Linked DNA regions of Homo sapiens: all the other regions are linked to region 3. Evidence: chromatin contacts called from ENCODE Hi-C or POLR2A ChIA-PET data. All regions are on one chromosome and are shown on one strand. The core of a region is the stretch at or near the end of the contact, and the rest is flanking DNA. Distances in the headings are between cores, read along the strand shown. Region 1 holds the start of ZCCHC2 (zinc finger CCHC-type containing 2). Region 2 holds the start of SMAD4 (SMAD family member 4). Region 3 holds the start of WDR7 (WD repeat domain 7). Region 4 holds the start of VPS4B (vacuolar protein sorting 4 homolog B). Region 5 holds the start of C18orf32 (chromosome 18 open reading frame 32).

What was found. A loop is a pair of places that touch in the nucleus more often than their neighbours do. ChIA-PET counts read pairs that join two places held with the same protein, here RNA polymerase II (POLR2A). Pooled maps may share reads with other maps.
Region 1: a pooled map shows a loop between it and region 3 (11-fold over the local background). The contact joins the promoter of ZCCHC2 here to the promoter of WDR7 in region 3. A Hi-C loop is called at or near these places in 7 of 50 pooled maps. POLR2A ChIA-PET finds 5 or more read pairs at or near these places in 2 of 52 experiments (activated B cell and activated T-cell).
Region 2: a loop to region 3 is called in a pooled map, with 10 times the contacts of the local background. The contact joins the promoter of SMAD4 here to the promoter of WDR7 in region 3. A Hi-C loop is called at or near these places in 8 of 50 pooled maps.
Region 4: a loop to region 3 is called in a map of ascending aorta, with 10 times the contacts of the local background. The contact joins the promoter of VPS4B here to the promoter of WDR7 in region 3. A Hi-C loop is called at or near these places in 1 of 168 maps with a recorded cell type or tissue (ascending aorta) and 9 of 50 pooled maps. POLR2A ChIA-PET finds 5 or more read pairs at or near these places in 1 of 52 experiments (naive thymus-derived CD4-positive, alpha-beta T cell).
Region 5: a pooled map shows a loop between it and region 3 (16-fold over the local background). The contact joins the promoter of C18orf32 here to the promoter of WDR7 in region 3. A Hi-C loop is called at or near these places in 8 of 50 pooled maps.

Annotation. Positions count from the first base shown.
Region 1 is chr18:62,519,564-62,524,378 of GRCh38, forward strand. ZCCHC2 (zinc finger CCHC-type containing 2) reads left to right here and starts at 3,462. Exons shown (of 14, transcript NM_017742.6): 1 at 3,462-4,800. The coding sequence starts at 3,862. RefSeq lists silencers at 2,716-2,825, 3,056-3,325, 3,356-3,855, 4,746-4,815 and an enhancer at 4,171-4,744.
Region 2 is chr18:51,027,793-51,032,148 of GRCh38, forward strand. SMAD4 (SMAD family member 4) reads left to right here and starts at 2,421. Exons shown (of 12, transcript NM_005359.6): 1 at 2,421-2,831. It overlaps LOC107985152 (a long non-coding RNA gene), which reads right to left and starts at 2,302. Exons shown (of 4, transcript XR_007066370.1): 1 at 2,126-2,302. RefSeq lists enhancers at 271-370, 2,006-2,175, 2,032-2,650 and a silencer at 2,456-3,035.
Region 3 is chr18:56,647,989-56,652,692 of GRCh38, forward strand. WDR7 (WD repeat domain 7) reads left to right here and starts at 3,371. Exons shown (of 28, transcript NM_015285.3): 1 at 3,371-3,588. RefSeq lists an enhancer at 3,102-3,491.
Region 4 is chr18:63,420,510-63,424,805 of GRCh38, forward strand. VPS4B (vacuolar protein sorting 4 homolog B) reads right to left here and starts at 1,967. Exons shown (of 11, transcript NM_004869.4): 1 at 1,724-1,967. The coding sequence starts at 1,750. RefSeq lists an enhancer at 1,835-2,134.
Region 5 is chr18:49,484,238-49,488,597 of GRCh38, forward strand. It overlaps C18orf32 (chromosome 18 open reading frame 32), which reads right to left and starts at 2,997. Exons shown (of 3, transcript NM_001035005.4): 1 at 2,806-2,997. All of the region lies in intron 5 of RPL17-C18orf32 (RPL17-C18orf32 readthrough), which reads right to left. RPL17 (ribosomal protein L17) reads right to left here. Exons shown (of 7, transcript NM_001035006.5): 7 at 4,244-4,329. The coding sequence ends at 4,282. MIR1539 (microRNA 1539) reads left to right here and starts at 3,136; the gene lies at 3,136-3,185. RefSeq lists a silencer at 2,726-2,855 and an enhancer at 2,896-3,055.

The DNA of each region.
Region 1 (4,815 bases), core at 2,212-4,711, 5.9 Mb after region 3:
GAACTAACTAAACAAAAATTTATTTTTGAGGTACCTTATACCCACGGCAATTTAAATGATCAAACTACAGATTAAAGTACAATGATATCAGACATATGTTGGTGCCTCCCTGCATTCATATTTTTCTTTCCCCTCTCCAACAGCCCTGGGTCTCCTTGGAAGGGACCCATATGGTTCTGAAGTTGATTCACTGCCTTGGCCCCAGTGACTGATCAAGAATGGCCATAGAACCTCAGCCAATTCAACTGGAGTGAATCTCAGGGCTAGTCTGATAATGCTGAGACATGTTTTCTTTTCCCTGGTAGGTAGGAACAAGGTTCCAGGTGACCCAAGAGTTTCTGGCCTTTACTTTTTGTTACGGGAGCACTGTTCATTCATTCATTCATTCATTTATTCAACAAATATGGATGAACATCTACTGTGTGCCAGATGAGAAAACATAACATTGAATAAAACATGGTCAGTGACTTCAAGATATTTATATTCTAATGGAGGAAACAGGGAGGTGTAGTGGGAGAGGGGTCTCATAGGGAACAAATTCTTGATATGAATCAGACTGCCTGTTTCAGGATATCTGAAGTAGAAGTGGACGTATCTGGGCATCCTTTTTATAGTTGATATATTTTAGTGTATCAGGCTGCCCTGAACCACCCAGTTATCTGAGGTTTTGGTGAAATGTCTTGCAGCAACCCAGCTGCAAAAAGGAGGGTTGAAAAGCCTCCTCCGTCACTAGTGCCTTCATCCAAACCTTCACTTGGAATCAGTTTTCTGGTTACATATAAATACTTGGACAATAATACCAGCTATATTACGGTATGGCATGGTATATGAATAATGACACCTTTCACTATTAAAAAGGCAAATAAAACAATATACTGAATGTGCATTAAACATCATCTAGGTACATCAGTGTAGTATGGGAAGTTAAAAATATATATATCATCTGGGGACAAGAGACAATAATACTTTGTGTCCTGGTTTTTGTTACAAGATATATTTCTTTATAAAATATTTGGATACAAACCACACACTCACCACTATCACAATAATGTTATCTGGCCCACATGATTTGATTATGCAGGGAATACAAAAAAAAATCAGAAAATCTAGAGCAGGTGTTCTCAACAGGTAGGCTGGCTAAGAGGAATCCCTTTCTAGGGAGTCTTACTAGAATCATCAGGGTAGTTTTCCCAGCTTAAAAACTCACATGTCACAGTGGGACTTCCATCGGGGCCCCTCCCTCAAAAGCACTAGCGTTTTTTCACTCTTACTGAATGTGTTCTCTCACTTATGGTAACATGGAAAAAACATTGAGGCCTCCTTGTGAGCTGCAGTATGCAGAGACGGAGATAAACAACAAATTGTCCAGCTGATGGATAACCAAAATCATTAAATCATGGTATATGTCACTTATGTGTATAAGCTTTGATCACTATATTGTTTAATGTTGGCCAAAGCTATAAACACCCAAGTAATCATTATTGATTACAAATTTGAATTCTGGTATAAAATGTATGCATCAACTATTGTGGAGAGTTCATATCAAATGGCTTCTTATTGCCAAGGAAAATGCCCCTTTGACTGCGTCACATATAAAACTCAATTTGCCAGCCTGGGCAACATGGTGAGACTCTGTCTCTACAAAAAAATACAAACAATTAGCCAGGTGTGGTGTCACGTGCCTGTGGTCCCAGCTACTTGAGAGGCTGAGGCAGGAGGATCTGCTTGAGCCTGTGCTCCAGCCTGGGTGACAGAGCAAGACTGTGTCAATCGATCAATAAAACAAAAATCAACTCGGAGGTAAAGAATTTATTTGCTCACTAGATATCCAGATCTAGACAGCTGGCTCACTATGAACCTGTGAATATCTAGCAAGATTAATATTATTACTAGTTGCCTAAGTATTTCACCCTAAGCTTTAGAAAAGTGGGAACAGGAGATGAGATATGAGTAGAAGATCCCAGGGTAGTTGAGGGTGACAGCAAAAAAGGGCAATGACGTATAAGTCCTCATAATAAAGTTTTCTTGGCTGTAAATTACATCTAAAGACTGTAAAGAACTAGCAAATTACAAGAAAGAGTGACTTTTATATATTTTGCCAACCTCAAATGTGCTGAAAACAGTTCTCCCTCTCACCCTTTCATCCCCGAAACTGATTCAGGCTTCAGTTCACCCTTTTACTGAACTGTGAATGAGCCTCTTAGGACATAAACTTGTGAGGTGAACAGAGTTCAGCATATGCTCTCCCAACAGATGTTCCAGCACCACCGCAAAGAGTTACAATGTGATTCTTATCTTTCTGCATACTCCTACTACATAGCTGTAGTAGGACTTCTAAATTTAAAGTCTTAAGATTTTTTTTAACCCACCTTTTAATTAACCCTCAAAAGATCCAGCTGAGTTTTAAAAATTTGGACTATGTTGCTAAAAAAAAAAAAAAAAAAAAAAAAAAGTAACAGTGCGAGTGTAAACATCTTGGAAGCCTAAATCTGAAAAACGTAACAAAACTTTTTTTTTTTAAGTTTAAAGCCTGTCAAGTTGGTAGCTTATTAAATTCCTCCAGTCACATGAAATTCACAGCAGAACAAGGATTCAAAATGGGTTAGGCACCGAAATGTCATTTAGCAAATCAATGATTCCCAAAAGATAGAGGTTTAGGGGCGGGGAAGGGAGAGGCTTTTCCTAAACTATCCAGGAAATAATTTTCACAGAGCGTTACAGACTAGGAGCGTCCCCAGCAGCGCTCACCCTCGGCCGGCCGGGTCCCGCTGCGCACCTCCCGGCCGCGCGTCCCCACCTGCGCACGGTGCCTCCAGCCTGGGCGTGGGCGCGGCCCGGGATCGCGGCGCCGGGGCCGCAAACCGGGGCCGCAAACCAGCGCCGCCACCCGCGTCCGGACCCAGTCCCCTGTGAGCGACACCTGGCAAAGTTTCACAAGGTGGGAGACAGCCCACCGCCGGCTTTCAGGAAGTGCACTGGGCGGTGAGGACTCGAACGAGCTCGTCCCGGGGCTGGCGCACTCACTTCGGAGAAACCCCTGCTCCCGGGACGCGTTCACTCCGGCCGCGCAGGCAGCCCGGGCACCACTGGCGGAGGCGGGGCGGCAGCTGGCAAGCAGAGGAGAATCAGGAGTCCAAAGCCGGGCCAGGGCCCTCAGGAAAGGTGAGAGCGGCCGCGTCCCTCCGCTCACGTGGGCCTCGCACGCTCCTCACCGCTCCCGGGCTACCCTCACGCCGCCCCACGGCCCCAGCCCGCGTCCTCCTCCTGCCGAGCACCAGCCTTTAGGACCGCACGGAAGCCGCCGAGAGGGAGGCGGCCGGCCAGCAGTTGGGCGTGGCTTCCTGGAGAAAGGCGGCCCCCCAGGGGGCGGGGAGAGCGACGTCACCGTCGATTCGCGGTGCTGATTGGCGGAGGTGAGGTGCGCGGAGCCCGCAAGCTTCTCCGCCCGGCCCGGCTGCTCCACCTCCTCACCCAGCCGCTCCGTCCTCACCGGCTCGCGAGGGAACAGCTCAGGCACCGCCGCCCCGGCTCAGCGCGGACGGCGGAGAGAGGGAGGCGGAAGGAGGACACCCTCGCTCGCTTGCTCCCACCCGCACCCGGGCTCCCAGAACCGGCGAGGAGCCCAGGGGGAGGAGCCGTCGCGGGCACGCCCCGCCCCCAGCCCGGGAAGACGACGCCAGCGACCCCGCCGGCCGGCCACCGCCCCCCTCGCCGGCCGAGACCCGCCCCCGGCCCCGGCCCTCCCCCGGCGGCATGGAGGGGCCCCGCTCCTGACGGCCGCGCCGCCGCCTCGGCCCGTGCTCCACCTCGCGGCCCCTCCCGCCCGCCCCCGCTCGCATGTCTGCGCCGCCCTAGCCGAGGATGCTGAGGATGAAGCTGCCGCTGAAGCCAACGCACCCCGCGGAGCCGCCGCCCGAGGCGGAGGAGCCCGAGGCGGACGCGCGGCCGGGCGCGAAGGCGCCTTCGCGCCGCCGCCGCGACTGCCGCCCCCCGCCGCCGCCGCCGCCGCCCGCGGGCCCGTCGCGGGGCCCTCTGCCGCCGCCGCCGCCGCCCCGGGGACTCGGGCCGCCTGTTGCTGGTGGAGCGGCGGCGGGGGCGGGTATGCCGGGCGGCGGCGGGGGGCCCTCGGCGGCGCTGCGCGAGCAGGAGCGGGTATACGAGTGGTTCGGGCTGGTGCTGGGCTCGGCGCAGCGCCTGGAGTTCATGTGCGGGCTGCTGGACCTGTGCAACCCGCTGGAGCTGCGCTTCCTTGGCTCGTGCCTGGAGGACCTGGCGCGCAAGGACTACCACTACCTGCGCGACTCGGAGGCCAAGGCCAACGGCCTCTCGGACCCGGGGCCGCTGGCCGACTTCCGAGAGCCCGCGGTGCGCTCGCGCCTCATCGTCTACCTGGCGCTGCTGGGCTCGGAGAACCGGGAGGCCGCTGGCCGTCTGCACCGCCTGCTACCCCAGGTGGACTCGGTGCTCAAAAGCCTGCGCGCGGCCCGGGGCGAGGGCTCGCGGGGCGGCGCGGAGGACGAGCGCGGCGAGGACGGCGACGGCGAGCAGGACGCCGAGAAGGACGGCTCAGGCCCGGAAGGCGGCATTGTGGAGCCCCGGGTCGGCGGCGGGCTTGGCTCCAGGGCCCAGGAGGAACTGCTGCTGCTCTTCACCATGGCCTCGCTGCACCCGGCTTTCTCCTTCCACCAGCGGGTCACCCTGAGGGAACACTTGGAGAGGCTCCGCGCCGCGCTCCGCGGGGGCCCCGAGGACGCGGAGGTGGAGGTAGAGCCGTGCAAGTTTGCCGGCCCCAGGGCCCAGGTAAGGCGCACGGAG
Region 2 (4,356 bases), core at 1,171-3,670, 5.6 Mb before region 3:
AGTGTGCTGAGAGGGCAAGCAATAAAACAAGTCATACCAAAAGGCCACATTGGTCTCTCCTAAGCCCCAATCCCACTCCACTCCTGTGGCCAGTAGTCCAAACAGAAAATAACTGGAGAAGACGAGGAGGTCAAGGATCAGGAAACTAAACGTTATGTGAATTCACCAGCAAGATGTACAGAACGCTTGCGTTTACATTGTTTTTATGGAACTAGCAGAATAAAACTGATCTATTTTAAAAATGAAAAAAAAAAAAAAACAAAAGAAAGAAAACACAGTTGCCACTACTTGAGAGGTGGAAGGAGGAGCAGTGTCCCAGGGCAAAGTTGGGTTTCCTTAAGTAAAAAGGTGAAGGGAACCTGAAGGGAAATTCTGAGAAGAGGTTGAGCTTACAGGGAATATCATTTGCATAAATAAATACATGGTGTGGTAGACTCTAAAGAGGCCCCATATGATTCCCACCTCCTGGTGTTCAAGCTTTTGTGTGTTTCCTTCCCCTTCAATGTAGGTGGCGCCTGTGATTTGCTTCTGGCCAGCAATGTATGGCAAAGGTGACAGAGTATGAGTGATACTGTGTATGTGATGATGTTACATAAGATTGAAACCAGTGTCTTGCTGAGACTCTTCCCGTTGCTGGCTTCGAAGAGGCAAGCTGCCATATTGTTAGCTTCCCTATGGAGAGCACCACATGGCAAGGAACAGAGGGGGTCTCCAGCCAACAGCCTGCAAAGGACTAAGGCCCTCAGTCCTGTAGCCTGCAAGGAACTGAATGGTGCCAACAACCACATGAACTTGGAAGCAGATCCTTTGTTCCAGCCTCACTTTGTAGAGGACCCAGCTAAGCCATGCCTGGAATCCTGACTCAGAGAATCTGTAAGATCATAAATGTTTGTTGTTTTAGGCTTCTATATTTGTGGTGAGATTGTTATACAGCAATAGGTAACTAATACAGACGGAATAGAAGAAGTTTAGTTATAACAATGTCTCAATTTCTTAAAAACTTCTTCTGAGGTATATTACCTAAGATTCACATATTGATCTGTTACCAAATCATGTTTTGTAATCTATCAGCTGACAGATCTTCCTTCAGTTTTGTTGACAGAAAAGATTTGAAAACTATCTGACTTGAAAAATAATTTAATATCCATTCACTAAGGTCATTTACTTTCTCAGCATAGATACCGATTTTTGAATTGTCCCTTTTGGATTGCTGGGGAGGTTCTGCATTGATCCCATGCACCTTAGTAGTGGGTGAGAATTTTGACTTTCTTCTGTAAGGTGGGAGGACAGTTTTGAAAGGGGATGCTGTGTCCTCAGCTCCTTTCTCAAGCTGGGCAAGTTTAGAAAATAGAATATATAGCAATGGAAGATGTGGAAATGAATTCCCTTAAAACTGGTCTCCATAAACCCCAGGGGTAAGAGAACACCAGTTTGGAGCTTTAGGGGCTTTCTGGTCAAAGAGGGAATGGCCCAGGCGGTGATGTGGAGGATAGAATGAAGCACTGAGTATGAGTGGCGAAGGCGTACGGTGGGTGTAGAGATTTTCTGGGCGACGTGACCTAAGAAATGACTTTAGAACTGGCTAATCATTGGTTTTGGAGGGACTAAAAGTAGTTCCTGGTTGGTGAAAATAAATCATTAATGCGTTTTAAATGAAAAAGAAATGCATGCGTCTTGTAAAAAATGTGAAATAAAAGAGGCATAAAGTCAAAAGCAGAGCCTATGCCTTCCCCCACCAAACAAACAGGTAACCTAGTTAACAGGTGTGTCGTAGGATTCGAAGTTCGCCTCCAGCTCCGAGAGTGCGCCTACATCTCTTCCAACAAAATCCACTCACACTTGCAACGCCTGGCAAGGCTCTTCAATATGTGATTCCTTGACTGTCCTGTGCGTCTCTCGAGTGTAAACACCTCTGGGGCTCGTGATTCGGGGCTGCCAGAAAGAGAAGGAAGGTGCCGCCAGCGTCTGTTTCTTCCCGAAGTGAACTCCTACAACCTAGCCACCTTCTCCCCAGAGCTGTCGACTGGCTGTTGAAGGCCAATTTTTGTGCCTACGCAGGTCCTCAACACAGAACAAAACAAAAAAACAACAAAGGCCGGGCTAATAGCTATTTATAAACACTTACTGGACGCCCACTCTACGCCGAGCTCTCCCGCGCTCCTTGGATACTTTTTTGCAACGAGATGCCAATTTCCCCGGCGACCACTCCCTCAAACAGGCCTTCGCCTCCGCCCGCGCTGAGGCCCAGGCCCAGGTCCAGATTCAGAGCCGCCCGCCGGCTGGCGCTGCCCTGTAGGCGCCTGCGCAGAGCGACCCTCCCCGTCACTCGGAGCGGGAGGCGGGGGCAGCCGGGAGAAAGGAAAGCTGCGGGGGAAAAGGGCCAAACCCTGAAATTACCCGGATGTGGTCCCCGCGCGCGCATGCTCAGTGGCTTCTCGACAAGTTGGCAGCAACAACACGGCCCTGGTCGTCGTCGCCGCTGCGGTAACGGAGCGGTTTGGGTGGCGGAGCCTGCGTTCGCGCCTTCCCGCTCTCCTCGGGAGGCCCTTCCTGCTCTCCCCTAGGCTCCGCGGCCGCCCAGGGGGTGGGAGCGGGTGAGGGGAGCCAGGCGCCCAGCGAGAGAGGCCCCCCGCCGCAGGGCGGCCCGGGAGCTCGAGGCGGTCCGGCCCGCGCGGGCAGCGGCGCGGCGCTGAGGAGGGGCGGCCTGGCCGGGACGCCTCGGGGCGGGGGCCGAGGAGCTCTCCGGGCCGCCGGGGAAAGCTACGGGCCCGGTGCGTCCGCGGACCAGCAGCGCGGGAGAGCGGACTCCCCTCGCCACCGCCCGAGCCCAGGTAACCGCGCCATGTCCCCTCCCCTTCCCCCGGCCGGGCCCGCGCACCCCGCCTGTGGCTTCCCCGCCCCGGGGCGGGCTCCCGACGACGGCGGCGGCGGCGGCGGCGGCTGGGAGCGCGCGGAATCCTCTGGGAGGGCGACCGCGGCGGCCTGACGAGCCGGGCCGGGCGGGCCGGCTGAATGCCGGGCGGCGGTGCCTCGCGTCCCTCGGGCCCCCAGCTCCGCTTGCAGCTCGTGGGAGAATCAAGTTAAACTCGGACGGGACTCCTGCCGCGGCCGCCGCTCCTCTTTGTTGTTCTCAGTAGTTTCACGGTCGCCCCGGCTGAGCGCGTTGGGTCGGCTGGAATGTGTTGCCTTAGGGTCTAAGTGAAAGTTGTAAATTGTTTGTCTAAATTTATTTTCTCCAGCCAATTTCTGTTTTGTCTTTGTCCCCTACTTTCTCTTCCTAGTCTTGTCATGCCAGTTTACGCTTCTGGCTTTGATATGTTTACTTTTTGAGTACTGAGAGTGACAGCGGTATGCAGGACACATTCTTAGCACCTAACTGAACCCCTCCTTGCCCCCAATAAAACATGCTTCCTAATAAAAGACACAGCTGATCTTACTGTTAGCACTGCATGTACTGACAGTGAAATTGGTGTAGGGTGGAGGGCGGTGGCTCCATCACTTGTCCCAAACTGCTGTTAGGATTTCTCAAACTAGATTTTCAAAGACACAAGTGTGTTTAGTTAACCTGAAAGGTTTATTTGCTGGTGCAGAGGCTTTAAAAAGCCCTGTTGAAGATTGATAGCTGTTTCCCTTCAAAAACCTAAGTACGTTTGTTTTTATTTAAAAAAACACATTTATTTCCCAATTAGTTTCTTAATGCATTTAGTTTTTGCACCGTAGTTTAAGGTGGAATTGCCAGTTATTTAGGAATAATAAACACAACAGGATAATAGCGGAATTACCCTGAATTGACTTTCTGCAAACATATAATCTTAGCTAATTTTTGTTAGTAACCTTTGACTTTTGCCAGAATTAGCATCCTTCTAGTCTTAGTAGCAGCTTGGTTACTCGGGTGTTTTAAGAAGTAGGTTCACTCCTTTTTGCTGGCAAAAACCATTTAGTATCAAAAAAAAAAAAATGCGTAATTTCGTAATTAGATTTAGAACAAGGCATTTGAATAATTTTTATGGTGGATTTCATAAATTACTTTTGCCATACCCTGCAGAGACTAGATAATATATATTTCAGTTGAAATCTAGGAAGTTCTAAAATGTAACTTTTTTTTAATGCTAAGGACTTACTCTCTCTATATTGGAAAGTTCTGATATGATTAGTACATAATATTCCAAACTGTAAAATGATTAACATTTAAAAATACGGTTTTTAAAATTAGTGTTTCTTCCATAATGCTGTCATGATTTTGTTTACTTAAATGGGTTTGTTACAGAACAAATGTAATAGAGATGGACCAAGCATTTGTAATTCGGAGTAGCTTTAGGTCTAAAGACGATGGTGAATTATGTAGGTTTAAGTTGT
Region 3 (4,704 bases), core at 2,121-4,620:
TGACAAAGTCTCTACTAACCCAAGAGGAAGCTCTAGTACAAAGATTGCCTGTTAAAGGAGTCCCCCATGGGAGCAGAAATTCCTATGCCTTGATACCACCCCCTAGAACAGGGGCCTCCCCAAGAAGAATGTGCCCTGGACTTTCCTCACCCTGCTCAGTCATTCATCAGAGGCTGCCTCAAGATTAGTGTGATCTCAGCTGGAAAGCCCAGGTGACCCTGAAGAAGCTAACAGCAAGAGTGTGAGCAAACCACTCTCCTTGCAGCTAGGAAGTGGTTCTTTCTTGAAGGGGAATCTGGGTGGTGCTTCATGTGTCTCCCATAGTCCACTATTTACACAAAAATGAGTTCCCTTCTCTACACAGGTTTGGGGAGCAACTCCTCCAGGTTTCTGGTCACCCTCTCTTCCTTATGGGAAACCTAGAAGAGGGAGGTTAGTAGACGATCTACAGCCCTGTTGCTGCAGTTGGTGACCAGGGCTACCACTAGGACTTATCAGCTCCTCCTTCATTATCTATTCTAATTTTCCCTTGCTAGTCTTGCTGGTTTGGTGAGGGGGGCTGTGAAACCCTCATTTGTGAGGAGGCTTAACACCCTAAACCTTATCACCTTCACTCCTTCCTAAAAGGCCTGAGTATGGAGTAACTAGAGATGTTTCTAGAAAAAGACATTTTGTTACTTGGAAAGAAATGGTTTGAATCATGGAAGTCATGAGACAGGAAAAAAAGAGAAGTATCAACACTTGACTTTTATGTCATGTGAGAAAGTGCAAAAGGAATCTCTTAATTGCACAAAACAGTTTTAATTACACAAAAATCATGCAAAAAACCCTTATTAAGCCTCTTTGCCATTTGGTATTAAAATAAAGCCATCGACCATGATAGGACTTTTCTGGGAGAGGGTCCAGGAAGGAAAGGGGAGTATTAGCTGAGTACTAGGCACCATGGGGAATACCAAACTACGACTGAAAACCTCGATGAGAAAAAAATAACAGCATGCATGAAGTGATCCGAAAATAACAGTAGCAATAAAGTCACTGTTAGGCCACTGGGCTATCTCCCTCTTTTGAAATTTGTAAAATGGAAGAACAAGCCTCCTTGCCTTTTGCAGAGCTAACCTGGAGCTTAAGAAGTCCAGAAGGTACTGGTGTGCTGTAGGGTAATTTGCTACTAAATTCTCAAACCCCCAACCTTGCGATCTGCCTGCCTCGGCCTCCTAAAGTGCTGGGATTACAGGCGTGAGCCACTGTGCCCAGCCTGCTACTAAATTTTAAGGACAGAGTAGTACTTAAGTTTTAAAAATGCCACTAAAGCTGGGTGTGGTGGCTCACGCCTGTAATCCCAACACTTTGGGAGGCCGAGACAGGCCAATCTTGAGGCCAGGAGTTCGGGACCAGTCTGGCCAATAGAGTGAAACCCCATCTCTACTAAAAATAAAAAAAATTAGCCAGGTGTGATGGTGTGCACCTGCAATCCCAGCTACTCGGGAGGCCGAGGAAGGAGGATTGCGTGAACCCAGGAGGTGGATGTTGCAGTGAGCTGAGATGGTGCCATTGTACTCCAGCCTGGGTGACAGGGCAAGACTCCATCTCAAAAAATATATATATATATGCCTCTAAAATGGTGAAATTCCCGATTTTATCCTGTGGGTCTCATTTATGATTCTTTTGCAGTGATAACCATACATTTTTGGTTACAACAACAATGACGACATCTCACTTGTCTCCTTGCTTCCCTGTATTTCCCACCTGATTTACATGGCACATTGCTGCCAAATTAATATTTGTGGCTGGCCCATCTTAAGTGACCCCGATAAGTCACACTCTTGTATAATCCTTTCTCCTTGAGTACAGATAAAACCCGTGACTTACTTTAACCAATAATATATGGCAAAGGTGATGGCTGTCACTCCCTAATTTAGGTTATCATCTACATCCATTTCCATATCTATGTCCATGTCCATATCCATGGCTGTATCTATATCTGTGTGACTCCTTTCTTGTGCTCAGTAGAGAGATTCTCCTTGCTAGCTTTGAAGGAGTATGCTGCCATGTTGCGAGAGAGCCTTTAGTAAGGCCCATGTGGTAAGGAACTGTGGGTGGCTGCTAGGACCTGATGGCCACTTCCAGTTCAGAGCCAGTAAGAAGCCAGGGCCCCTAGTCAGACAGCCACAAGGAACTGAATGAGCTGACAGGAGTTTGGAATCAGATTCTTCCCTAGTTGAGCCTCCAGATGAGAATTGCAGTTTGGCTGACATCCACTTGTAGCCTTGTGAGAGCATGAGCACAGGACTCAGCTAACCTGTTCCTGACCTCCTTGCCCATGGAATGTGAGGCAATACATATGTGTTGCTTTAAGCCACTAAGACACTAAGACTGTGATAATTTGTTGTAAAGCAATTTTAAAAACCTGAATACCATGTGGTTAGGAAAAGTGCTACACTATTTATTAGTCAAAAGTCTTCAATTACTTTTCATTGTCTTTGGAATAAAGACCAAAAAGCTTATATGGCCACTAAAAGCCTCTTGTTATCTACATTATTCTATTTTTCCATGTTACTTTTTTATTACCTGGTCTAGGCCGAATGTGATGAAGTCTCTATCAACCCACAAGAGAGCTCCAGGGCATAGACTGCCTGTTAAAGGAGCCGCTCACGGAGCAGAAACAGCTAAGCCCTGATACCACATTTTCCCACTTCACCTACTTCACGTCCCTTGTATTTCTTCCAAATTTAACTTTCTATTTATTGCATATATTCATGTTTTACATTTCAATGCTGGTGACAAAGTTGTTTTCCTTTCCCAATTATTATTCCAAATCTGACCAATTTTTCTAGACTTCCATATGACCTAATGTGATTATCCTTCCTTACCCCAACCTAGAAATAATTCATCTCTTTTCTTCCTTGCTCCTTATTTGGCATTTCTCATCCTGCACTATACTATAGCTTATCTATCTTGGGGGACATTTGTCATTCTTTTTAGCTTTCCAGCATCCAACATACTTTCCAGTGTTTAGGGAATTCCCTACCTCTTGCATCTCAGTGGGAAGCAGTGTGATGGGGTCAGAAGTGTAAACTTGCGCAACATCCTGCTCCCAAGAAAGACGTGCACTTGCTACTTCATCCTTCGCTCCATCTTGGTCCTCCCAACTGGAGAGAGGACAGCCTAGACGAGACTTCCCACAACCAAGATGGCGGCCGTGCACTCCTTGCCCACAGCTGGCCTTTTCTCCACTTTCGGTCTCCATCGTAACGCGGCTGGCTCTCTCGGCGCCGGCTTAGGCCTTGCAAGTAGGGAAATGGTGAGTCTTTCCCGCCCCCTCATTTTTGCGACAGTTGCAGCGAAAGTCACGGCAGTTGGGGCTGGTGTCAGCTGATTTACTGCAGTGGCGGCGGCGGCGGCACCGGCACCTTGCAGTATCACTGGGGAGACGGCGGCTGTATAGCGCTTGCCGCCCCACGGATTATCCCAGCAGGATCTACGCACCCCGCATCCTCCGTAGTTCCGCCCTATCCTTGTCCTCCTTGGCTGGGGCGCCCACCGGCGGTCTGATAGGCTACATCGCGGCATGAGATGAAGCTGTGACAGGTAAGGGGGCTTTCAAGCTTCTCCATGGGAAACCACAGGGCGGGATGTTCCTGCACCGTGGAGGTCAGGGGTCAGGGGTCAAAGGTCACAAACCCGCTCTAGCCGGGGGCGGTGCTAGCTGTCAGATCGCTGCGGCTGCAAGCCTGCAGGTCGGGCCCAAAAGTAGGCGCCGTTACCAAGAGCGTGGGGGCCAGCCGGGGGTCTTTGTGGCTCCCTTGCCTGGTGAGTGATATTTGCTACTTGTGACAGTTGCTTTGGTCTTGAGGTGGGACTGCCTGGTTCCCAGGTGCAATCTAAACGGGATCAGGTGATTGGTGATGATCGTTGGTGGTTATTGACAGCAATTTTGGGCGATGTGCTTGCTTTTGGGGTTCATATAGTCTTTCCTTTCCTGTTGGTACTATTTTTGCCCATGCCCAAGGTACTGACACCACTGTTAGAATTTCATTTTTGAGATGCCATCTGCCAGTTCTTATCCCTTTGCCCTAGTACTTGTCTGAGCGGATGCCAGTCACTCCCATTCACTTAGTGATGGGTCCCAGCGTTCTGAAGCTATGTTTGAAGTCAGCACTACCCTAACTTTGATTCAAAAATTGCTGTTTTATGTTTTTTACCCACTTAGTATGTCACTTTTTGAGGCAGAATTTGCTGGGTTAGATAGTCTGAAACTAGGGAACCTACCGTCGCATGACAGGCTGCATTGATATTGTTGATGCTGCTGAATTTAGGGTTCGGTCAGTGGCAGCTATAGCTTCCTCTCACTGTAATATTTGCCATGAGACAAAAAAAGGCAAACTGACTCTTTCAGGTGTTTATGTCTTAGGATTTTATGGGCAAGGTTGCAGGAATTGCCTGTTGTATGAAAGAAATTAACTGAGTTTTTGACATTTTGTAAAACAAAAATTTTAGTTTGACTCTGCTTCTTGCTTTATAAACAAACTCGTGGCTGTATGAAGGTCAGCTTAAAAGTGAACATAATGTGTTGAAATGCCCTCATTATTACAAAGAATAAAAAACTGTCTAGTTCCATCCAGAACAATACATATTAGTTATTATAAATTGGGAAAACGAACCACTATAAATATAATTAATGCTTTATTATTAATGTCAATTAGG
Region 4 (4,296 bases), core at 717-3,216, 6.8 Mb after region 3:
CAAAGTCTCTGACAAATGAAAAGCTGGTGGAATAAAAATTGTTAAAAAGCCAACGATGACAAGATGGGCACTTCAGAAGAGTCACCTTTAATACTCAAGGGAAAAATACTTTTACCAAATGACCAACGCTTTTTCCAAATACGTTTACCAAAAAGAACCTTTCCAAATAGGACTACAAAAAGCTACAAAAAACTCAAGTGAAGATTGCTGAATCTTAGTTTAATACAACCTTGGTGAAAAAGATAGTCATCCGGGCACGGTGACTCACGCCTGTAATCCCAGCACTTTGGGAGGCTGAGGTAGGCGGATCACCTGAGGTCAAGAGGCCAGCCTGGGCCAACATGGTGAAACCTCATCTCTACTACTAAAAATACAAAAATTAGCTGGGCGTGGTGGTGGGTGCCTGTAGTCCCAGGTACTCAGGAGGCTGAGGCAAGAGAATCGCTTGAACCTGGGAGGTGGAGGTTGTAGTGAGCTGAAATCACGCCACTGCACTCAAGCCTGGGCGACCGTGCAAGACTCCGTCTCAAAAAAAAAAAAAAAAAGAAAGAAAAGAAAAGGAAAAAAACACAGACAAATCAACACTTGACTTATTCCACAAAATGAGTCATTGTTGCAATTATACAATTATAATATTTTGTGAAAGATAACAATTATTTTAATAATCTTCTAGGTCGATTTTCAAGATGAAAGTCCCAAGCAAGCCTCCTTTCCCACTCTTTTTGTGTATGTGTGTGTGAAATTTTAATCTCTGTTTAAGTGGGTCTACTTTGAGTGGTCTTTCTTCAGAATCAATTATCATGGGTTAAGGAGTTCTTCCATTACCTTTGATGCCTCTGTCAGGCACTCCAATAACTGCTTGTTCAACAAACTACCGGAAGTCCACGACGGGGACTCAATACAAGTATTTTAGGCTACTCTTTTGTGCCTTATTGACTTACTGGACTGGGAGTCCTCTACATTAAGCCACATTACATTCTAAACGCCACTGAAGCCCTAGATCCATTCTGGGGATGGGAGACACCATTACATTAAGAAATTTCTTTTCTGAACGAATTCCATTCCACAGAGGACTAACGATTAAGCCTAAAATCTTAAGATTCCATGATTTGTGTACAAAACACTGTGCTCATTGCGGTAGAGGAGGGGAAGTGGAGCCACACAGAGGTTTAAGAATACTCCTCGATCTTACACACTACCATCTGGGAGCCACAGGAGTGTGCACATAAATTCAATGACTTCACGGAGATTGCATGCAGGCTGGCTGTAATCTCAGATTCTTGGTCTGTTCCCATATCTCTACTCACCTGACAGCTCAGAATGAAGGGGTCTGCTGTCAGCTTGAGAAACTAAGACCGAACTATGACCACCCTATCTTCAACTGGTCCAGAATAGGGCTTTGCAAAAATTACGTTCTTTCTTTCTCCGTTAACCCTGATTGGAGAAACCTGCCCAGATCTTGGCTGGTTTGGAAGCGGGAAGTGTCAACAAAAGTGAAGAGTCTCACAAAGCCAGTAGCTCGGGAGACCCCAAGAGCGGGCCAGAAACGACCTTTCCGTTGGAAAACGGGCCCCTCTCCCACCTGCTGCAGGTCCCCGGACCCGCCCTCCTGCGCCTCGACCACAGGCGCGGCCGCTTCCTCCCTTCTCCCCGCCCCCCACCCGCTTCTCGCGCCTCCCCTCGATCCCAGCTCCCTAGGGGGACGGGAGATGAGCAATGATACCTGGAGGTTGGGCGAAGTGGATGACATGGCGGAGTTCCCAGGCGGTTCCCAAGGGAACGAGGGGCGAGGAGAGCCAACAGCAGCAACGTCGAAGCGCGCACGGGGTAACAGCCCTCAAACTGGGGAGGCCGGTGGTTCTCGGACCGCGAAGGGCAGCCTCCCTTCCGGAACTTGTTTTAGACAACACTCTCTCCACCAGAGCTCCGACCCTCCCCACCAAACTTCCGCAATCCCGAGGCCCTCTAGGTTCTGGTCCCGCCTCTGCTCCGGGCACTTCCGATTTCGTCATCAGCACGCGCACCCAGTCACCAGACTCCCTTCTCTAGCCACAGCGCAGGCCCTCCCTGGGCCGGGAGAAGTAGCCTGGAAGCCAATCGAGCCCTGGCGGAAGTCGGGCTCGGCGCAGGCGCACTGAGACTCTGGCCTAGGCGCGGGCGGCAGCCTGGCAGACCTAGGAGAGCGCAAGCGCGGAAGCACAGAGCCGGGTTTTGTTGTTTGTTTGTTCCCCACCCCCGGGGACGTCTTTTACTTTGAGATGAATTATTGGCCCCGGCTCCCTTCCCTCCTCATCCACATGCTTTGTTGCCTCGTAGCTTTTGAGTGAAAAAGTCGTCCATTTCCAAGACCCGCCGACTGGGGGCTTTGGGCCTGTGACTGCGCCTTCACTCCGTGTCCTCTGTGGAATGGGGGCGATCACCGTCCTCGTCTCGGTGGTGAATAATTCAGGAGGGAGTGCGCGGTGAGGCGGCCGCACAGCGGTGCGCTAGCAGTCAGGCCGCGGGCGGGTCGGCGCTCGTTCCCGCTTGTTCTTCCCACGCCACTCGGCATCTTCCAAATGACTGTTGTGTTGGGAAGATGAATGTAAATAAGGCGTGGACGGCCGCTGTCCTCGAGTATGTGGTCTGAGAGGGAAGCACTTGTCCTGTAAAATGGGCATATCAGATATTATTTATGCCAGTTATGTTTACAAGCAAATGGCTTGAGGAGGTTGAATGCGTCAGGGATTAGAGGCAGAACCAAAGTAAAACCCTTTCTCAGCCTTCCTATGGTTTGCAGCCACCACCACCCTTTTCTTCTTTTCATAGTTAACATTCTCAAAGGAAAGCAACATAGATGTTTAATCACTCCATCATTTTTTTCTCACTCATTTCTTAATTTTTTCTCATCTGGCATCTCCGAAAGAATTAAAGTCCTCTCCTCTTCCCTCTTCATTGGTATTGTCAACTACCCAGTTCTTGTTTGTCCAGCTTCCCAATATTCCTTATCTGCTTCCTTCACTGTCTCCCTTTCTTACTCCTCCCTGAGCTTAAGCTGAATTTACTCAAGAGTCTGATGTCCTCTTCTCTCTTCACCTCTGCTCATCTAACTCTCTTCTTGAGCTTCAGCTATCAATAGACTAGAAATTGCTTCAAATCTGGATCTCTAGACCCACCCCATCCCCAGCCCAGCATTTACAACAGCCTCCCAGAGGTTTCCTTCACAGGGTTTTTCTGCAAGACAAATTCAACATACTCTAATTAATTACCTTCTACCCTAAACTTCTTTCTCTGGTCTCTCCTTAGAATAGTATTGCCAAATCTGTATCATCCAGGCTCGAAGCACAGAGCCCTCTCTCTGCCCTGCATCTACCCGTCCTTTCTTCCCACTTGTGAATTTGCCTTCGCAAAATGATGACTGAGACAGTGAAAGAGATCTAACTTAACCAACTCCATCTTACTTTTAACCTCCAAGCTGTCCTTGTACATTCCTGAGCATAGGCTGAACTAACTGTGGGAGAAACTGAGTTTATAATTTAAGCAAAGATGGGCCGGGCGTGGTGACTCACGCCTGTAATCCCAGCACTTTGGGAGGCCGAGGTGGGTGGATCACTTGAGGTCAGGAGTTCGAGACCAGCCTGGCCAACATGGTGAAACTCCATCTCTACTAAAAATACAAAAATTAGGCCGGGTGTGGTGAGTCACGCCTGTAATCCCAGCACTTTGGGAGGCCAAGGCGGGCGATCACCTGAGGTCAGCAGTTCAAGACCCGCCTGGCCAACATGGTGAAACCCTGTCTCTACTAAAAATACAAAAATTAGCTGGGCATGGTGGTGCGTTCCTGTAATCCCAGCTACTCGGGAGGCTGAGGCAGGAGAATTTCTTGAACCGGGACCTAGGAGGCAGAGGTTGTGGTGAGCTGAGATCGCACCACAGCACTCCAGCCTGGGCTACAGAGCGAAACTCTGTCTCAAAACAAACAAACAAAAATTAGCCAGGCGTGATGGTGCCTGCATGTAACTCCAGCTACTTGGGAGGGTGAAGCAGGAGAATCACTAGAACCCAGGAGGCAGAGATTGCAGTGAGCCAAGATCACACCACCGCACTTCAGCCTGGGCAACAGAGTGAGAATCGGTAAAAACAAACAAACAAACAAAAAACCCCTCTTTTATCACCAGTAATAAGCCATGTTGTTATGATGGAACCCCTGATGTGGAGAAGGGCACATTAGCTCTGTGGTATGCTTCCCAAACCTGTAACCTCAATCTAATCATGAGAAAACATCAGAAAAATTCATATGGAGGGTTTTTCTACTTC
Region 5 (4,360 bases), core at 1,747-4,246, 7.2 Mb before region 3:
ACATACTATTATATTTGCTAAAAAAAAAAGACTTTATTAAATAAAAAGCTGCTATCTACAAGGTAAAGAAATAGGCCAGGTGCAGTGGCTCATGGCTGTAATCCCAGCACTTTGGGAGGCCAAGGCGGGTGGATCATGAGGTGAGGAGTTCGAGACCAGCCTGGCCAACATGGTGAAACCCTGTCTCTACTAAAAATACAAAAATCAGCGGGGTGTTGTGGCATGCGCCTGTAATCCCAGCTACTCGGAAGGCTGAGGCAGAATTGCTTGAACCCAGGAGGCAGAGGCTGCAGTGAGCCGAGATCCCACCACTGCACTCCAGCCTAGGTGACAGAGCAAGACTCCATCTCAAAATAAAGAAATAATAGGTGGTAGGCATGAATAATAATGAGGTGCCTGCTTCCAAACTTCCAGTCACTGCTCCTTAATCATGAATTTGATTATAAAGGAAAAACAACAACATTTGGTAGGTGCTAGACAGTTTACATATAACAACTCATTTAATCCTCAATCAGTGAGGTTGGGTACCCTTGCTACTATGTCTATTTAGAGTTTAAAAAATGAGCCGGGTGTGGTGGCTCACACCTGTAATCCCAGCACTTTGGGAGGCCAAGGCGGGCAGATCACCTGAGGTCAGGAGTTCGAGACCAGCCTAACCAACATGGTGAAACCCCGTCTCTACTAAAAACACAAAATTAGCCAGCCATGGTGGAGCAGGCCTGTAATCCCAGCTACTCGGGAGGCTGAGGGGGAAGAATTGCTTGAACCCGGGAGGTAGAGGTTGCGGTGAGCCAAGATCATGCCACTGCATTCCAGCCTGGGTGACAGAGCAAAACTCCGTCTCAAAAAAAAGATTTCTTATTTTCAAAATACTGCAAATTAAGTAGCATCTGCTGGCAACTGAGTCAGCACCATCACTATGCTTAGACATTTAAAAATTATTCACAATACAGGTAAACGGTGGCATAGAGAATCAAATCTGAATGTCTTTGAAATGAATTACAAGCAAGAGCTATAAACAAAAATGTAAATTGAGGCTGGGCGCGGTGGCTCACGCCTGTAATCCAAGCACCTTGGGAGGCCGAGGGGGTGGATCATCTTAGGTAAGGAGTTCGAAACCAGCCTGGCCAACATGGCAAAACCCTGTCTCTACTAAAAATACAAAAATTAGCTGGGCGTGGTGGTGGGCACCTGTAATCCCAGCTACTGGGGAGGCTGAGGCAGGAGAATTGCTTGAACCTGGGAGGCGGAAGTCGCAGTGAGCTGAGATTGCGCCATTGCACTCCAGCCTGCGTGACAAGAGCAAAACTCCGTGTCAGAAAAAAAAAAAATAAAAATAAAATAAAATAAAATCAATTGCTGGGGCAATAGTGATTTTTTTTTTTTTGAGACAGGGTCTTGCTCTGTTGCTCAGGCTAAAGTGCAGTGGCTCAAACATACCACCTGTGTTCAGAGTTCACTGCAGCCTTGACTTCCCAGAATCAAGCTATCCCCCTTCCTCAGCCTCCTGAGTAGGTAGGACCACAGCCCTGCGCCACGATGCCCGACAGATTTTTTAATTCTTAGTAGAGATGAGGTCTCACTGTGTTGCCCATGCTGATCTTAAAGTCCTAAGCTCAAATGATCCTCCCGCCTAGGCCTCCCAAAGTGCTGGGATTACTGGAACCTGGCCTAATTTTTTTTTTTAAATAATTAGCAAGGTGTGATGGCACGCGCCTGTAGTCCCAGGTATTTGGGGAGCTGAGGAAGGAGAGAACCGCTTGCGCCCAGGAAAGCCGAAACTGCCGTGAGCTATGATGGCCCACTGGACTCCAGCCTGGGCCACAGAGGCAGACCCTGTCTCAAGATTAAAAAAAAAAAAAAATCCAAAAGTTGTAACCTGTCCAAAGTTCTCACAGAGGTAACTGGTAACTAGAGCTTCTAAGACCATTATTTCCAGTTCTGGTTTTCCTCAATGCTCTTGCCTTTTCCTCTTCCAAAAACACAATGGTCATGTTTTTACCAAACTTTTACCAAACTTTCCAAACCAACGAAACCCCTTCAAAACAACTGACAATGCTACCAGTACTAGTTTAGTGACTGACAGGCCCTCCATCATAAAGATTCATTTTTACTTCTGCAATTGTGTTTTAAGTAAGTTCGCACACAGTACGATGTACATAAACTCTCGAGGACAAATACTACTAATCACTTACGCCACAATTACGGCTTTTAAGAGACTTTTTAGCTCTCTTCGGAATGAAGCCTATTTGTATCTTATCTTTTAATCTTCATAATAATACTTCGGTAAGATATTTTACTTCACACATATGGAAACTGGGTCAGAAAAGTCTAGAAGGTGGCTACGAGATATTATTATTTTAATTATTCGCTCCAAGCCAACAAAGCGAGCAAAACGGATTAAAGCTGTTGCAGAGGAATCTTCTTTCACTCAACTTAAGTCCAGACAACAGAGTAGACAGTTAAAGTCTGAGGCTCCATCCGAAATAGGGAAGGCATAACAGGGAAAGTCACCTTCCTCCAAGTCATCCAGTTGAGCATGTCATCTTAGTGGAGACAGAGGGAGCGGGGACAGGTTGAGTCAATGACAATGATTGAAAAGAGACGAGAACAGAGGCCTAACGGTGAAGGTCATAGAAAGGATGTGAAACCGATACTTGGCCACGGAAAAGAACAAAATCAATATAAAGTATCGGAGAGGCAAATGCAAGCTCCGAGGGCGCCGGTGGTGGACAAAGAATACAGACAGAGGGGAGGGGAGGGCGGGGCGGAGGGCGGAGGAGCGCGCTCGCGGAAGGAAGGTACCCTGAGAGCGAAGGCAGGCACCGCGGAGGCCGGCGGGCCGCGACCGCCGAGGAGGGAGGAGGCAGGAGGCCGCGCACCGCCTAGGACTCTGCGAGCGCGGCCCGGGCTGGGCCTGCGGAGCAGCTACAAAGCCCAACCCAGGCCGCTAGCCCGGGCACACTCACCCGCGACCGCGGAAACGCAGCTGACAATGTCCGCACTTCCGGAGGGAGGGACGATCCGCAGCCGAGCCAATGGGCGCCTTCAACGGGGACGACAAAGGCGCGCTTGCGTCAACCCGGGGTCGCACAGCACGCAGCAGTGTTGCCCAAGGGGCGCGGCGAGGCTTCCGGCTCTGCGGCCTGCAGGTAGCGCGAAAGTCCTGCGCGTCCCAGATGCCCAACTAAAAGCTTCGCTGCGGGAAGAAAGCCTGACCTGACTACACCCAGACCCAGAACGCAGGATCTCGGTAAAGGATGATGCCTGTGCAAACGGCGCGGCACCCACACGGAAGGTGGCAGCTAGGCCGTTGAGGCAACTGTGGATAAGCTATTAGTTTTGCTGGTTTCTTAAATTCAAGGGCAGAGCAAACTAACATTAAGGCCAACTTTACAAACGTCAGTTGCTTAAAAGAAGCAGTTACATCACTTTATAAACGAAAAGTACTGACGCTCGCTAGGATGTCAGTACGTGTTGGCGAAGTTGTGTGAAAACTGGGACCCTCATAAACCGTTGGTGGAAATGTAGCGTGCAGCCTTTTTGGAAATATTTGGAAGTTCCTCAGATGTTTACTCAGGTAACCTTATGATCTAGCAATTCCACTCTAGTATATACTCAATAAATGAAAACACAAAAATCTGCACACAAACGTTCACAGTACCATCGTTCCTAATAGCAAAAACAAAACCCCTTTATCAATTGACGAAATGATACAGGTTGAGCATCAACCTAAAAAGCTTCAAAACCTGAGCCTGAGTGCTGTTATCATACTCAAAGGCAATGCTCAATGGAGCCATTTCCAACTGGGGATGATCAACTGGTATATTCACATACTGGATTGTTCTGCAAAGAAAACCACTGCAAATTCCTTTTGGGATAATGAAACTTTTTTTGAGACAGGGTCTTGTTCTGTCTTGCCCACGCTGGGGTGCAGTAGTGCTCACTGCAGCCTCCCACCTCAGCCCCCCAATTAGCTGGGACTACATGCAAGTGACACCACACTTACTTTTTTTTAACAGACAGGGTTCTGACATGTTGCCCTGGCTGGGCTTAAGCAGTCAGCCTCCACCTCCCAAAGTGCTGGGACTACAGAAATGAGCCACTGTGCCCAGCCATGAAAATGGTTTTTAATGGTGCAGGGTAAACAATCTTGTGTTTCTAGTTCTAATCCTAAAAAATCCTCATTTGATCCATCTTGTAAGGACACTTGAAATATGTTCACTAATAAAGACAACCAACATTCTTTTCCTTTTAATTACATTTATTTTAATGCTGAATTTACTCCCGTGCCATAAGTTTTTGTTTCTTCAGTTTCTTCTGGGATATCTGGGGAAAGAAAAATGTGTTAAGTTTCTTA